2 separate regions of the Homo sapiens genome follow, and region 2 is linked to region 1. Evidence: chromatin contacts called from ENCODE Hi-C or POLR2A ChIA-PET data. All regions are on one chromosome and are shown on one strand. Each heading gives the region's core, a stretch centred on a gene start or an enhancer-like site at or near the end of the contact. The rest is flanking DNA. Distances are from core to core; before and after follow the strand shown. Region 1 holds the start of MRPL32 (mitochondrial ribosomal protein L32). Region 2 holds the start of ZMIZ2 (zinc finger MIZ-type containing 2).

Region 1 (6,945 bases), core at 476-2,975:
TTCGCGATAAAAGACCACATTTGCAGCCTGGGCAACATCGCAAGACCTCATGCCTTAAAAAAAAAAATTAGCAGGCAGGGTGGTGCACACCTCTAGTCCCAGCTACTCCAGAGACTGAGGCAGGAGGATCCCTTGAGCCCAAGAGCTGGAGGCTGCCAAGTCCCTGTCCCTAAAAAAAGGACCACATTTGTTTTCTTCATAAATAGGAACAGTGAATACATCCTGCACACACTATTCTGTCATATGTAATATAATGAGACCTTTTATTGCATAATTAAATTAATCTCGTTCAAAGGTTACAAAAAAACTATTACATACACCCACTGCTTACTGAAAACTGCCAAGAGAAAAGTACTTTTGGAATTTAAGACAACGTTATGTAATGGAAAGTGTATTTTTGTTATCAGAAAAAAAACCCAGTTTGAATGTCAACTCAGCTACTCACCGATGACCTTAGACAAGTTGTTTAATTTGTACAAGCTGCGGTTAGTTCATCTGTAAGAAGCTGAGATAACATTCATTATAGCAGTGGAAAGAGATGGAGCAGGTTAAGGTTAAGTTGCACCTAACAAAGTACTCAACAAGTTAGATCCCGCCTGCCTTCAGTTGTCAGGAGTACATTTTAAGTAAACTGGGCATTACTGATCCTTAAGAAAATGGGTAAGTCAGAAAACTTCCCCAGTCAATTTTTAAAAGTCTTCGGCGATGGTTTTCTCACGTTGAGAGCCATGGTTCGCCCCAACTGTATTTTGGAAAGTAAACTTATTATTCTAATCCCCTTTTCTACAATAGAAAAACCTACAATCTTGTTTAAAGTAAACATCCCCCTCCCCGACGTTCCCCCCAGTCCACCAAAAAAAGACCAAAACTCAAACTTGCCTCGTTGTTAGGGGTTCACAAAAAAGTGATAGGGGCTTTCGGTTTTTAGTCCTTATGTTTCTAATTCGTGCATCGAAGAAACCGAAAGCGGGAGGTTTTGAAAGACACTAGTGCCAAATGGAGACCAAGACTCCGACTTAACTGTAAAGCTGAGAGTTTTCCAAGAAAAGGGAACCCCACATATTTGACCAAGATTCCAAGTTTCAGAAACCACCGCATCAGGTCTACTTGAGCCAGGAAAAAAATCCTGAGTTCGGAACGGGCCACCCAGAGATGGTTAAGCTAAAACTGCCTTCTTTTCTGGTCTCCAAAGTGAAAGCGAATCCTTGGCTATGTGCCTCACCGTCCCGCAGCCCCATGTTAACCCCGCAAAACCGCATCCCCCCGACCCTCCAGCAGCCTCCGACCAAGGAAGCTCCAGGAATCCCGGGTCGGCCTGGCAAATGACTTTGCAAAGCCGCATTTCCAACTCCATTCCCTACTGGACCCTCCAGAAGCACCAATGCCGACGTCAGGATGGGAAAAACTAAATCGACAGAGTACCAGCAACCTCGACTACGCTGAAGACCTCGAGGGCCCCTTCCATACCTGAATGTAGTCAGCGAAAAGCTGTACCCGCGCTCCGCCATCTTTACCCGAAGAGCCAAAGCACAGCCGCACACATGCGCACTGTGGCCGATTTCCTTTCATTTCCCCGCCCCTCACCTTTCCTTTACTCTCTATGATTGGAGGAGAGTCAGAGCTGCTCCAAGAGCATGCGGGGTGTTGTAGTTCTAAGAAGCGAGGCTTGCCCGATTCTGTGCCTGTGCGCATGCTGAAAGCAGGGGCGGGACCGGGGCGGTCTTCCAGCAGGGAAAATGGCGCTGGCCATGCTGGTCTTGGTGGTTTCGCCGTGGTCTGCGGCCCGGGGAGTGCTTCGAAACTACTGGGAGCGACTGCTACGGAAGCTTCCGCAGAGCCGGCCGGGCTTTCCCAGTCCTCCGTGGGGTAGGTAAAGAAGGGCTCCGTGGGAGAGGGGGCTGATGACGGGACCTCGGGCAGCGTAGCAGACGCAGCTTACACAGTTCGCCCTCAGCCCCGGTTCTGATCCGCGGCCTCATGTCGGGGACGTAGTTCGTGACATTCCCATATTAGCGAGAACAGAACGACTGTTTTTGCGCTCCCTCCACCGCAAAAAAAAAAAAAAAAAAATTCCTCTGCTTGTTCCATTCGTACACAGAATGTAACCCAAGCTTGTGTCAAAGATAAATCATAGCCAGCCAGTAAGTAAAGCGCTGAAAACAGATTTTATTCAGTAACTACTGCAGGTAAAGAGCTGAGCTCCATCCCGGTTTGTGCAGAGGTGACTTTGGGCGTTTTAAAGGGAGAATGAGCGAGGCGGGAGTGTAGGGGCTCTGTAGAGTCAGAGAAGTGTAGTATAGTGAAGTCAGTGCAAATGTGATTAGCCGGCTGTGTCTGCTAGCTCGCAGTTGTCTTAGGGAGAATTCTATCCTCCCGCAGAGACTGGGAGACAAAGGCCCTATCCTTCCTAATGATTAGATTTCGAAGGAATGGCTCTCAGGGCCTTGAAAGAAAAGCTTCCGAGTTAGTTGCAAGGGATACGTATTTACAATTATATGCCCTTTCCAGGAAATGCTCTAAGGGAGTTCGGGACCTACTATCGGGGTATGTTGGCCAAAATAAATAGGAAATTTTCCAGGCAGCGTTGAGCTTTCTCAGGCAGGCACTTTAAAGGGGGGGCCGAGGTCATCCTAGGATACAGCCTTATGCTGCTAGAAACTATGCTAGAGTTTGGTCAAGTCTGTGGAGTTCAGGGATTTGTACAGAGTTGTCCTGAGAGGACAGTTCTGCAGGTCTCACTTGGCATCAAGGCTCACCACTCTCTGGATCTGTCTTTCCTTTCCAGCCCTGCCCTCACCTCCCCTCCCGCTTCCCCTCTCCCCCCTCTCCTCTTCCCTTCCCTTCCCTCCCTTCTTTCCTCCCTTCCTCCCTCCCTCCCGCGCAGTACATGTTTTCTGTGGTGTTTGAGCTCTGAGGAGCTGAATTCTGTTTCCCATGTTTCACTTGGAATTAATTTTAATTGGAAGTATCTTGGATGTTGAAACTGTCATGGCTTTGGCATTTACATTCTACTCAATTTCTAAGCAGCCTGAAAGTGATAATATCCAGAAATATACCAAGAAAATATATGCCACTATATGCCAAGCAATGTGCCAAGCTTTCTACATGTACTTCCTGGGATAATCTTGACAACAGTCCCATTAGGTGTATACACTTTCCAACTGAAACAGTAGGCTCACAATGGTCCCAAGTTCACAGACAGTCCTGAGCCTGTGTTGTTAATCACCGGGGCATGCTTGGCAATACTTGTGGACATACTGAAAATAAATGCCAGTTGTTAAGTGTTAGAGAACTTTGTGTATTTTTAAGAGTTCTTAAGATCAAAAGAAGTATGTGGGCTGGGCGCGGTGGCTCACACCTGTAATCTCAGCACTTTGGGAGGCCAAGGTGGGTCCATCACCTAAGGTCAGGAGTTCAAGACCAGCCTGGCCAACATTGTGAAACCCTGTCTCTACTAAAAATACAAAATTAACCAGGCGTGGTGGTGCACACCTGTAATCCCAGCTACTTGGGAGGCTGAGGCAGGAGAATCACTTGAACCAGGGAGGCGGAGGTTGCAGTGAGCCGAGGTCACGCCACTGCACTCTAGCCTGAGTGACAGAGTGAGACTCAGTCTCAAAAAAAAAAAAAAAAAGTATGGCACGTCTAAGAAATAGCAAGGAAAGGGTAAAGGAATGTTGATTTTATAAGCAATTCAGAAAAAGAGAAACTTTGATAGTCACATAAATAAGGCCATACAGAGAAATGGTGAGCTGGCTCTTTTCTTTAGAGAGCAGACAGGAATCAAGATTAAATGTTATGAGGAACTAAGTGACTTAAGAGGTTGTATCATAAAGGACCTGACTCAGTTTGAATATAAGAAAAGGCAATTGGCAGTTACATCAGTGCCGGTCAGAAGTGTATTCAGGAAATCTGTCTAGATTTACTTGTAAATTAATCAGGTACTTACTACCCGCCAAGTATTAATAGAATGTGGACAGTTGAGTGATTCTTTGCTTGTTTTGTTCAAGTTAGGTGCCTATCAGAGTCCTGTATTTTATGAGATAAGAAACTTGATGGAATTTCACTGATCTTCTTTTCAGCAGGATCCGCTAAGAAAAAATTCTGTGTTCCTTAAAATTGTATAAGCTTTAGTGTATTTTAATAGCTAAGGTTTCTCATTATTGAGTTTCACATTCTAAATTTTATATATAGTTTTTGTGTGTGTGTATGTTTGACCATTGATTGTTAAGGAAAATGATATCTGTAAATAGTAATTTAGAAGCTAGAAACTAATTCTGTATCTCTTATGTTTTATTTCCTAGGACCAGCATTAGCAGTACAGGGCCCAGCCATGTTTACAGAGCCAGCAAATGATACCAGTGGAAGTAAAGAGAATTCCAGCCTTTTGGACAGTATCTTTTGGATGGCAGCTCCCAAAAATAGACGCACCATTGAAGTTAACCGGTGTAGGAGAAGAAATCCGCAGAAGCTTATTAAAGTTAAGGTAATGCATTGATTTTTGTGGGTGTGCTTTTCCTCAAGTCCTCCATTGAATAAGCTCATGGTAGATTCCTATAGCCTAGGAATAAATTATTATCAGATTATATGTGTCTACTTTCCTCTGGCCTAAATGAAATACAGTATTCTCATTATATACATAATGAGAAGGCTAGAGCCTGCTGTCCTCTAGCCTGAGTATTAGAAACACAGTCAAGGAAGGAGTGAGTTTGGAGACTGGGCAAGGAACGAGGCTGTGAGGTGCCTACATGACTTCTGAATTGTGAGCTGTGTCAGTCTTGAGCTGTGTGAGTTTTGAACTACAGATGAGTAAACATCCTAACTATGGCAGAGCCTAGAATTAAAGCTAGAAGCAGTAGGTATACTGAATCTTGGGTTTTACAAGCCCTTACATATTTGTTTTATTTTTTTATCATTTCCAACAAAATACCATGAAGGAAAACCCTAAGATAAGTAATATAATAGCTAACAACAATTAAGTGTCTATGATGTATCTCAGTGCCTTATGTTTATTATATCTCATCATGTCTTATAGCCCTCCAAAGCAAATAAGATATTCTTCATTATTAGGATGAAAAAACTGAGGCAAAAAGAATTTGCCTGTGGTCACACAGCTATGAAGCAGTAGATTTTCGAGCTCTGATTTTTGACCTCATGTTCTTTTAAAGATTTTCTTTGTGTTCTCCTATCCTCAGACAATTTCAGATTCTCCTCGCTGACAACATGGATGTACTGTCTTCATTGATCTAGTAAAGAAAAATTACAGTGTGTATTACCTCTGATCTGTTCATGTATGGTTTTAACAGTTAGGATTTCAGTTACTGTTTACTTCATGGCGTTCCACAACAGCAGCACCATACAGATGAAACTCGAGAACAGAAAGCTGACTTTCATAAGCATCCACATTCTGTTAAGCAAAACCTTAGAACTTAAGCCAGAAAGTATTATTGAGTGATGGTTGGGGCTGAACTTAAATGTAGAACTGAAAAACACTTTATTACTTAAGACTTACAGTAATTCATAAATTTGCTCAAGAGGACGTAAGATTTTAGGAATGAGATCTTGCACTGATCTATTATGTGACTTCCCTGATCGCATTTATTCTGAAGGAATAGTTCTTATCCTGTGCATTTATTTTCTTCCTTGAATTATTTTCTGTTACATACGGTATATAGTGTGTTATGTTGGGTACTTTGATCACGAAAGGAAGACCAGCTGACTGTGGGTGTCTTCATACCTTCAGTTGTGCATGCAATCCAGTTTCCAGTAGTGGAGCAAAATGAGAATATGGTTAGGCAAGTAATATACAAGCCTCTTTCTTCCTTTCAGAAAAGGAAATTCTTTTGTTATCTGCCTCACAAATGTTAGTATATTAATCTTATCAAGTGTTTAAAGCTTCTTTAATGATCCTGTTTAGTATTTTTCTTTGTATTTTCTTTCAAACCTACATCTAGAATAAGTTGATAAATCTTTTAGAGGTTATAATGTTTCTATTTTATATTTAAAGTTGGAGATATATATATATCTATATCTATCTCTATATATATATATATACACACACATATATATATCATTAAAATACCCTAAGAATGTAACATAGAAAATAATTTTACATTAAGGAATAATCAGTGTTCATTTTTAAAAAGAAAAATTATACCATATACGAAACCTGTATTCTGTACAGGAATTTGAATTACACTGTGATAAAAAGAGGAAGCCAAGGAAGTCAACTTGTAATGTTCTTATCTTGTTTTCCCTAAGATAGATTGAAAGACAAAGGGAATTCACTTTTCCTTGGTGTCTTATTTAAGATGCTGATTGTTTGGGTCACTTCATTATGTTGACAAATTCCTTATTTGATATTTAGTATTTGGAGTTAGGGGAAATGAGTATTTCTTTTTTCTTTTTTACATAACTACAACTGCTGTGTTTAAGTAAAGATACCAGATTCAGGTTGGCTGAATTCTAGTTCTAGTTTTTCTCTAATTCAAACTCAGTGTTGCTTGTCTTCAGTCTTCCTGTTAAAGTGAGGTGGAACTAGATGGTGTATGATGACCTCATGTAGCCTGAACATCCTAAGAAAGTTAAAATGTAAGCATTGCTCCTGTCAGTGGTTATTTGTTCGTTATATTGCCTCATGTTAAAATACGTTTTTGTTTATTGTTTTAAAGAACAACATAGACGTTTGTCCTGAATGTGGTCACCTGAAACAGAAACATGTCCTTTGTGCCTACTGCTATGAAAAGGTGTGCAAGGAGACTGCAGAAATCAGACGACAGATAGGGAAGCAAGAAGGGGGCCCTTTTAAGGCTCCCACCATAGAGACTGTGGTGCTGTACACGGGAGAGACACCGTCTGAACAAGATCAGGGCAAGAGGATCATTGAACGAGACAGAAAGCGACCATCCTGGTTCACCCAGAATTGACACCAAAGATGTTAAAAGG
Region 2 (6,945 bases), core at 1,688-4,187, 1.8 Mb after region 1:
GTCCAGGCTGGAGTGCAGTGGTGTGATCTCGGCTCACTGCAACCTCCACCTCCCGGGTTCAGCAATTCTCCTGCCTCAGCCTCCCGAGTAGCTGGGACTACAGGTACACACCACCATGCCCGGCTAATTTTTGTACTTTTAGTAGAGACAGGGTTTCACCATGTTGGCCAGGCTGGTCTCGAACTCCTGACCTCACGTGATCTGCCTGCCTCGGCCTCCCAAAGTGCTGGGATTACAGGCGTGAGCCACCGCGCCAGGCAACTTTTTTTTTTGGGGGGGTGATGGTGGGGGGATAGAGTCTCGCTCTGTCACCCACGGTGGAGTGCAGTGGTGCGATCTCAGCTCACTGCAACCTCTGCCTCTCGGGTTCAAGCGATTCTCCTGCCTCCGCCTCCCGAATAGCTGGGAATACAGGTGCATGCCACCACACCTGGCTAATTTTTGTATTTTTAGTAGAGTAGGGTTTCACGCCACCATGCCTGGCTAATTTTTGTATTTTTTAGTAGAGACAGGGTTTCACCATGTTGGCCAGGCTGGTCTCGAACTCCTGATCTCAGGTGATCCACCCATCTTGGCCTCCAAAAGTGCTAGGATTACAGGCGTGAGCCACTGTGCCCGGCCTCAAGGAAGACTTTCTTAACAATTCATCATATAGTAGAAAATGAAAACATTCCCTAGAAAGGAGTGGACACCAGGTGGCCTTTCCCAGGGGAGCAGGGCAGGAATTATTGAAGCAGTTAGGAGGTGAGAGAGATGCCTGCCCTGGGGGCACCTGGGATGCTTGGCGTGGCCACTTCCAGCATCCTCCACAAACCTGCCTGCAACTCCCCCATACATGCAGCCTCTTCCGAGACAGAGGAATGGTCAGGGTCCCCTGGTGCCTGCCTCCCCCTTCATTTGGGTCTCTTCTTCAGGGCCAGCTCCACAGAGAATCCGTCCCTCATACCTCATCACTCCCTCCCCATTCTCTGGCCCTGATTTAGTTTTCTTCCTAACACTCTTTCTGACAGACACACTGTTACCTGTTAACTCATTTCCTTCTGTTTGTCCCCTCTAACATGCTTGCTGTATGGATGGAGGGGCCTTATTCTCCTGGTTCCTGGGGACAGACCAGTGTTCACAGACCCCAGACCAGGGACTGTTGTACAGCAGGCCTGCCATATTTGTTCAATGAACGAATGATTCCCAAAAGAAATAGAGCACAGAGTTCAGAGGCGGCCTTCAGGGAAGAAATTTCAACAATGTCAAAAATTAATTGTGGAGTATCCATTGATAGATGAATGGATAACTTAAATGTGGAATATGCATACAATGGAATATTATTCAGCCATAAGAAAGAAGGGGCTGGGCGCCGTGGCTCACGCCTGTAATCCCAACACTTTGGGAGGCCCAGGCAGGCGGATCACGAGGTCAGGAGATCGATTCCATCCTGGCCAACATGATGAACCCCGTCTCTACTAAAACACACACACAAAAAAATTAGCCAGGCGTGGTGGCGTGCCCCTGTAGTCTCAGCTACTCAGGAGGCTGAGGCAGGGGAATCGCTTGAACCTGGGAGGTGGAGGTTGCAGTGAGCCGAGATTGCACCACTGCACTCCAGCCTGGCGACAGAGTGAGACTCCGTCAAAAAAAAGAAGGGAAGGGAAGGGGAGGGAAGAAGGAAGGAAAGAAGGAAGGAAAGAAAGAAAGAAAGAAAGAGAGAGAGAAAGGAAAGAAAGAAAGAAAGAAAGAAAGAAAGAAAGAAAGAAAGAAAGAAAGAAATTCTGACACATGCCACAACATGGATGGAAGTGAGGACACTGTGCTAACTAAAGTAAGACTGTCACAAAAAGACATATAATGTATGATTCCACTTATACGATGTCCTTAGAGTAGTCTAATTTAGAGACGAATAGTGAATGCCAAAGGCTAGGAGGAGGAAAGAATGGGGAGCTAGTGTTTACTGGGTATGGAGTTTCCATTTGAGAAGATGAAAAAGTCCTGGAGACGGTTGGTGGTTGCACAAGAATGTGAATGTACTTGGTGCCACAGAACTACACTTGGAAACAGTTAAGATGGTAAGTTTTACGTTATGTGTATTTTACCACAATTAAGAAAAATTAATTATGGGTAGTTGAGAGAATGTGGTCTTCCTCAACTTACGGTAGGAAAAGTCAAGAATAACTTAAAGGCTGATAATAGCATTTCAAAGATCGAAACTGATCAGAGAGGCTATTCCATCAGGCTAGACTAGCTCAATAGTGACTTTTTCCAGAAGGAGAACCACTGGGAAGAGAGAACTGAGCAGTGAGGACAGCGAACTTGTTAAGTTTAGTTTTCTGCTTTAACGAGGGGCTTCCGGAGTCCTTTAATAAGATCCCCTCCCAAAAGTGGCACCCTGGGTCTCTCTGTCTCCCAGTCGTGTCCCCGCCCGCCGGGCCAGAGCAATGGACTCCCAGGAAGCAGGGGGGGCGCGGGCGGGGCGCGGGCGGGGCGGGTGGGGGAAGGGCAAGGACTCACTCTTCCTTTCCTCCTCCGCCGGGGCCCGCCCCGAGCCCTGGCCCCACCCCGGCTCTCTGGATCCGCCTCCTCCTCCCGACCCCGCCCCGGCACCTTGGCCCCGCCTTCCACTCGGCCCCGCCCCGGCGTCCTGGCCCCGCCTCCGCCGCCCGGCCCCGCCCCGCTCCCGGCGGACTGCGAGCAGGAAGAGCGCAGTGGCTCTGCCGACGCCGCGTTCAGAAAGGTGTGGAGGGGGCTGGGGGCGCAGGTCGCGATCAGGCTGCGTCTCCTGCCCGCCCAGCCACCTGCGGCCCTGGCCCCACCCTGCCGCTTTGGGCCGCTCGGGCTCGCGGCCGCCCCCGCCCCGAGCGCCGGCTCGGGGCTCTGCTGCTCTGGCCTGGGAGGCGGGGCCGGCTGCGCGGCGTCATGCATATGCATGAGCGGCGCGGCGGCGGCTCCATTGTGCCCTCGGAGCGGGCGGCGGCGCGATGGCGCGGGTGGCGGCGGCCCCGGGGCGGCGGGCGGCGCGGAGGGCGGGCTGAGCGCATGGAGCGGCGCGGGCCGGGGGCCGCCACGGCGAGGGGCCGGGCCAGGCCGGGCGGAGGTGAGCGGGGTCCTGGGGGTGGCCCCTGGCAACGCCGCCAGCAGGCAGGTGTGGGCCGGCGGGGGCAGGCAGGTGCGGCAGGTGCGGGCCGGCAGGTGCGGGCGGGCAGGCAGGTGTAGCTGGTCGCCCGGGGCGCCCCGGTTCCGCTGCGGCGCCACGGTAGGGTTCACAGCTGGGCTGGGGCTAGAGGCTCTGCCGCCCACCTGCCGGCACCTGCCACGCGTGCGTCGTGGTCTTGGGCAGGCTCGGCCCCGTGGGCGTCAGGGTCATCCAGCCCTCCCCTGAGTCTTTGTTGGAGGCTGGCCGAGGGGTGTAAGCGGCGCTCGGGGTTCTCCTGAGCGATGAAGGCTGGCCGGGCCTTCGCTCCAACCTGATCGTTCCTAGCTTTGGGGCCAGGCAGTCTCACCTACATGGTACGCCCCTCCGCTCCTACTTACGTGCCCACCAGCACGGCGATGTGGGGGCCGTCTGAGGCCGTCACCTGCTCGCGGAGGAGCTGTTCCGCTCCTGGGCTGAACGACGCTGAGCGGCCAGCCCCCAGCTGCCAGTTTTGATGGGGACACCCCTTTCCAAACTGGACATACTGAAGCTCAGGCGTGAGGATGCCCTGCTCCCCTGAGGTGCCTTGTCTTCCCTAGTGCCAGGTGTCCTTCACCGCGGCACCCCCACCCGGTGCCTTGTTTACCCCTCCACCTACCGTGTCTCTCCTCCCATTCCCTGGACCCTCTGCCCTGCAGTGTTCTGCCTCTCCTTCTCCCTAGGGTACCCTCTTTCCAGTATTACAGAACATCCATGGTGGTGTCTTTAATTTGTGTCATCGCAGATTTCACAGGGACACACACGGAACATGTGACTTGGTCTGAGACCGTGGTGATTACGGATAGGATGGACACAGACTCACCACCAAGTTCTGGCAAGCTAGAACCAGAGGGCATCCCTTGATGCTTAGTGTGGAAACAGGAGAAGTGAAGGAATCTTAACTTCCAGAGGTACTGACCTCTAGCCCTTGTCATGCCCAGGGGATAGTTACAAGCTGGAAGTGTAAATGAAGAGAACAAGCAGGTGACAGTTGCCGGTTGTAGATTTCTGAAGGACAGGCCTAAGATGTTTGGGGAGCATCCTGATTATTGGGATTGAGCTCCCAAGGGCTGATGACATGAAGGTGGTCATGTGTCCTCAGTCCTAGGATGCTACCAGATATCCATCTTACACATTGTAAACTGATGCCAGGTTAAGGTTGTCCCTTCAGCTGTTCACTGAAATGTCTCATGCCTGGGCCATTGCTTATTCCTGGACTTTTTGATGAACTCTGCATCCTGACTTAGCCCCACGCTTAGACATTTTAGTACTGTGGCCTTACAGGTAGAGGGGGCAGGACTTTCAGCTACCTGTATATGTGAGTACCCCACTTTTTGCTACCAAGGACCCCGCTCCTGCAACATTCCACAGCCATCATTTCTTCAATACCCTTTGACTCCATTGTCACCTGGGTTGGATCCTGACCCTGCAATCTTGGAGACAGTGAGTCCTGATGTGTGACCTATTGAGAAGCGTTGCCTGCCACAGGGCCCACTTGCTGGTCCTGCTCCTAGCTGACTAGGCAGGCAGAGAGGTGGCATGGAACAAGGCTCAGGAGGTCAACCAGGAGACTTGGGGGTGCAGCTACTCTGGGACATTTGGGGAAGAGAGGTCTGGGGTAGTGAGTTCTGTAACTCTGTCTAGAGGAAGATGTGATCTGACCCCCGAGAAAGCCTTGTGGCCCTCTAGACTGACCTTGTCCATCTCTCAAGGGGTCCTAGCTTCCAGCTGGAGTTAGTTTACAAGGAAAGCGCCAGGCACTAAGACCCTTGGTGGGCATGGGCCTTGCATGATCTGGGATCCAGATTCCAGGCTCCAGGCTTGTTCCCAACCCAGACTCAAAGCCAGGAGATGAGAAGAGGATCTGCACACACACAACGCAGAACACTATCCTATCATCAGGGGCACAGGGTCAAGGATACCAGACCTGGAGACTGGAAGTCTTTTCAGAGAGACTGTCCTCAGAGAGGAGACCAGAGGCATGAGTTCGGGTCGGCAGGAAATCCCCCTGTGCAGTGAAGAGTAAGCTCAGAGGGAACTGGAAATCTTTGTGGTCTCTGTCCACAGCAGAGAACCATCAGGGGTGGAATTCCCCAGGCTCATGTGACATAGGAGCCTGCTGTGGGCTCCTCCCCTCCTTGTACCTGCCCTGTGCTCCTTCTCCCCAGCTCACTGCATTTCCTAGATCTGAGGTTCTCAAACTACAGTTCCTGGACCAGCAGCAGCAGTAGCTGCAAACTTGTTAGAAATTCTGGGCTTAGGCCCCAGCCCATCCTACTGACTTCAGGTGGGGCTGGGCAGCCTGTCATCACCAGCTGCGAGCTGGTTTTGATGTGCTGCAGTTGGGGAGCTGCTGCCCTAGGTGACCTAAAATGAGGCAGTGCTGCACAGAGTGCTGCCTGCACTTTGAGGCCTTTGACCACGGGCGGGGGAGGGGGCACATCTGCTTGCCTGCCAGATTCCCTCTCTGTTCTTGGGACAGCAAAGTGGCCAGCCAACCCAACCAGCTTTCTAGTGGGGAAAGATTGTCACAGCAGTTCTGCGGAGACAGAAGGCTGGTGGTAGCAGTTGTATTGTAATTAAACTTTTTATTTTGAAATTATTGGCTGGACACAGTGGTGCTCACCTCTAATCCCAGCACTTTGGGAGGCCGAGGTGGGTGGATCACTTGAGGTCAAGAGTTCAAGACCAGCCTGGCCAACATGGCGAAACTTCATCTCCACTAAAAATACAAAAATTAGCCAGGCATGGACTATGGTGGTGTACACCTGTAGTCCAGTTACTCAGGAGGCTGAGGCAGGAGAATCGCTTGAACCTGGGAGGTGGAGGTTGCAGTGAGCCTAGATCGTGCCACTGCACTCCAGCCTCGGTGAAAGAGCAAGATTCCATCTCAAAAAGAAAAAAAAAAAATTAAAGATTCATGTGCATTATAAGAAATGACACAGAGAGATTTATTCTGTCCTTTACCCAGTTTGCCCCAATGGTAACATCTTGGAAAACTAGTACAACATTGCACCAGGACACTACACTGATACAGTAAAGAGGTTACAGCCTGTTGCCTTCTATTTTTTTTTTTTGAGATGGAGTTTCACTCTTGCTGCCCAGGCTGGAGTGCAATGGTGCGATCGGCTCACTGCAACCTCCACCTCCTGGGTTCAAATGATTCTCCTGCCTCAGCCTCCTGAGTAGCTGGGATTACAGGCGCCCACCACTACGCCCGGTTAGTTTTTGCCCAGCTAATTCTTATGTTTTTAGTAGAGTTGGGGTTTCACCATGTTGGCCAGGCTGGTCTCGAACTCCTGACCTCAAATGATCTGCCCACTTCAGCCTCCCAAAGTGCTGGGATTACAGGCGTGAGCCACCGTGCCCAGCCTGTTGCCTTCTTATATTCACGCCCACCTTCCTCCTGCCAAAATTACAGAAATGGAGAAGAGATTAGTACCTTTCTCTTTACCCCCACATTTAACCCCTGGCAATCACCAATCTGTTCTCCATTTCCCTAATTTTGGTGTGTCAAGAATGCTAAATAAAGGAATCGTACACCGTGTAGCCTCTTGGGATTGGCTTTTTCCACCGAGCATTAATTCTCTGGAGATTCATCCAGGTTGTTGCATATATCAGTAGTTCATTCCTTTATATTGCATCCGGGCTATGGATGTACCACCGTTGATTTAACTCTTCATCCATTGAAGGACATCTGGGCTGTTTCCATTCCATAGCTCTTGCAAATAAAGCAGTTATAAACATTTGTGTACAGGTTTTTATGTGAACATAAGTTTTCATTT

What was found. A loop is a pair of places that touch in the nucleus more often than their neighbours do. ChIA-PET counts read pairs that join two places held with the same protein, here RNA polymerase II (POLR2A). Pooled maps may share reads with other maps.
Region 2: a pooled map shows a loop between it and region 1 (10-fold over the local background). The contact joins the promoter of ZMIZ2 here to the promoter of MRPL32 in region 1. A Hi-C loop is called at or near these places in 1 of 37 single-sample maps with no recorded cell type and 9 of 50 pooled maps. POLR2A ChIA-PET finds 5 or more read pairs at or near these places in 1 of 52 experiments (CD8-positive, alpha-beta T cell).

The regions. Positions count from the first base shown.
Region 1 is chr7:42,930,651-42,937,595 of GRCh38, forward strand. MRPL32 (mitochondrial ribosomal protein L32) reads left to right here and starts at 1,726. Exons shown (of 3, transcript NM_031903.3): 1 at 1,726-1,866; 2 at 4,305-4,486; 3 at 6,672-6,945. The coding sequence starts at 1,737. The coding sequence ends at 6,926. It overlaps PSMA2 (proteasome 20S subunit alpha 2), which reads right to left and starts at 1,524. Exons shown (of 8, transcript NM_002787.5): 1 at 1,468-1,524. The coding sequence starts at 1,508. RefSeq lists an enhancer at 1,675-1,904.
Region 2 is chr7:44,745,910-44,752,854 of GRCh38, forward strand. It overlaps ZMIZ2 (zinc finger MIZ-type containing 2), which reads left to right and starts at 2,938. Exons shown (of 19, transcript NM_031449.4): 1 at 2,938-3,082. RefSeq lists silencers at 2,433-2,962, 3,073-3,182, 3,193-3,242 and an enhancer at 5,023-5,492.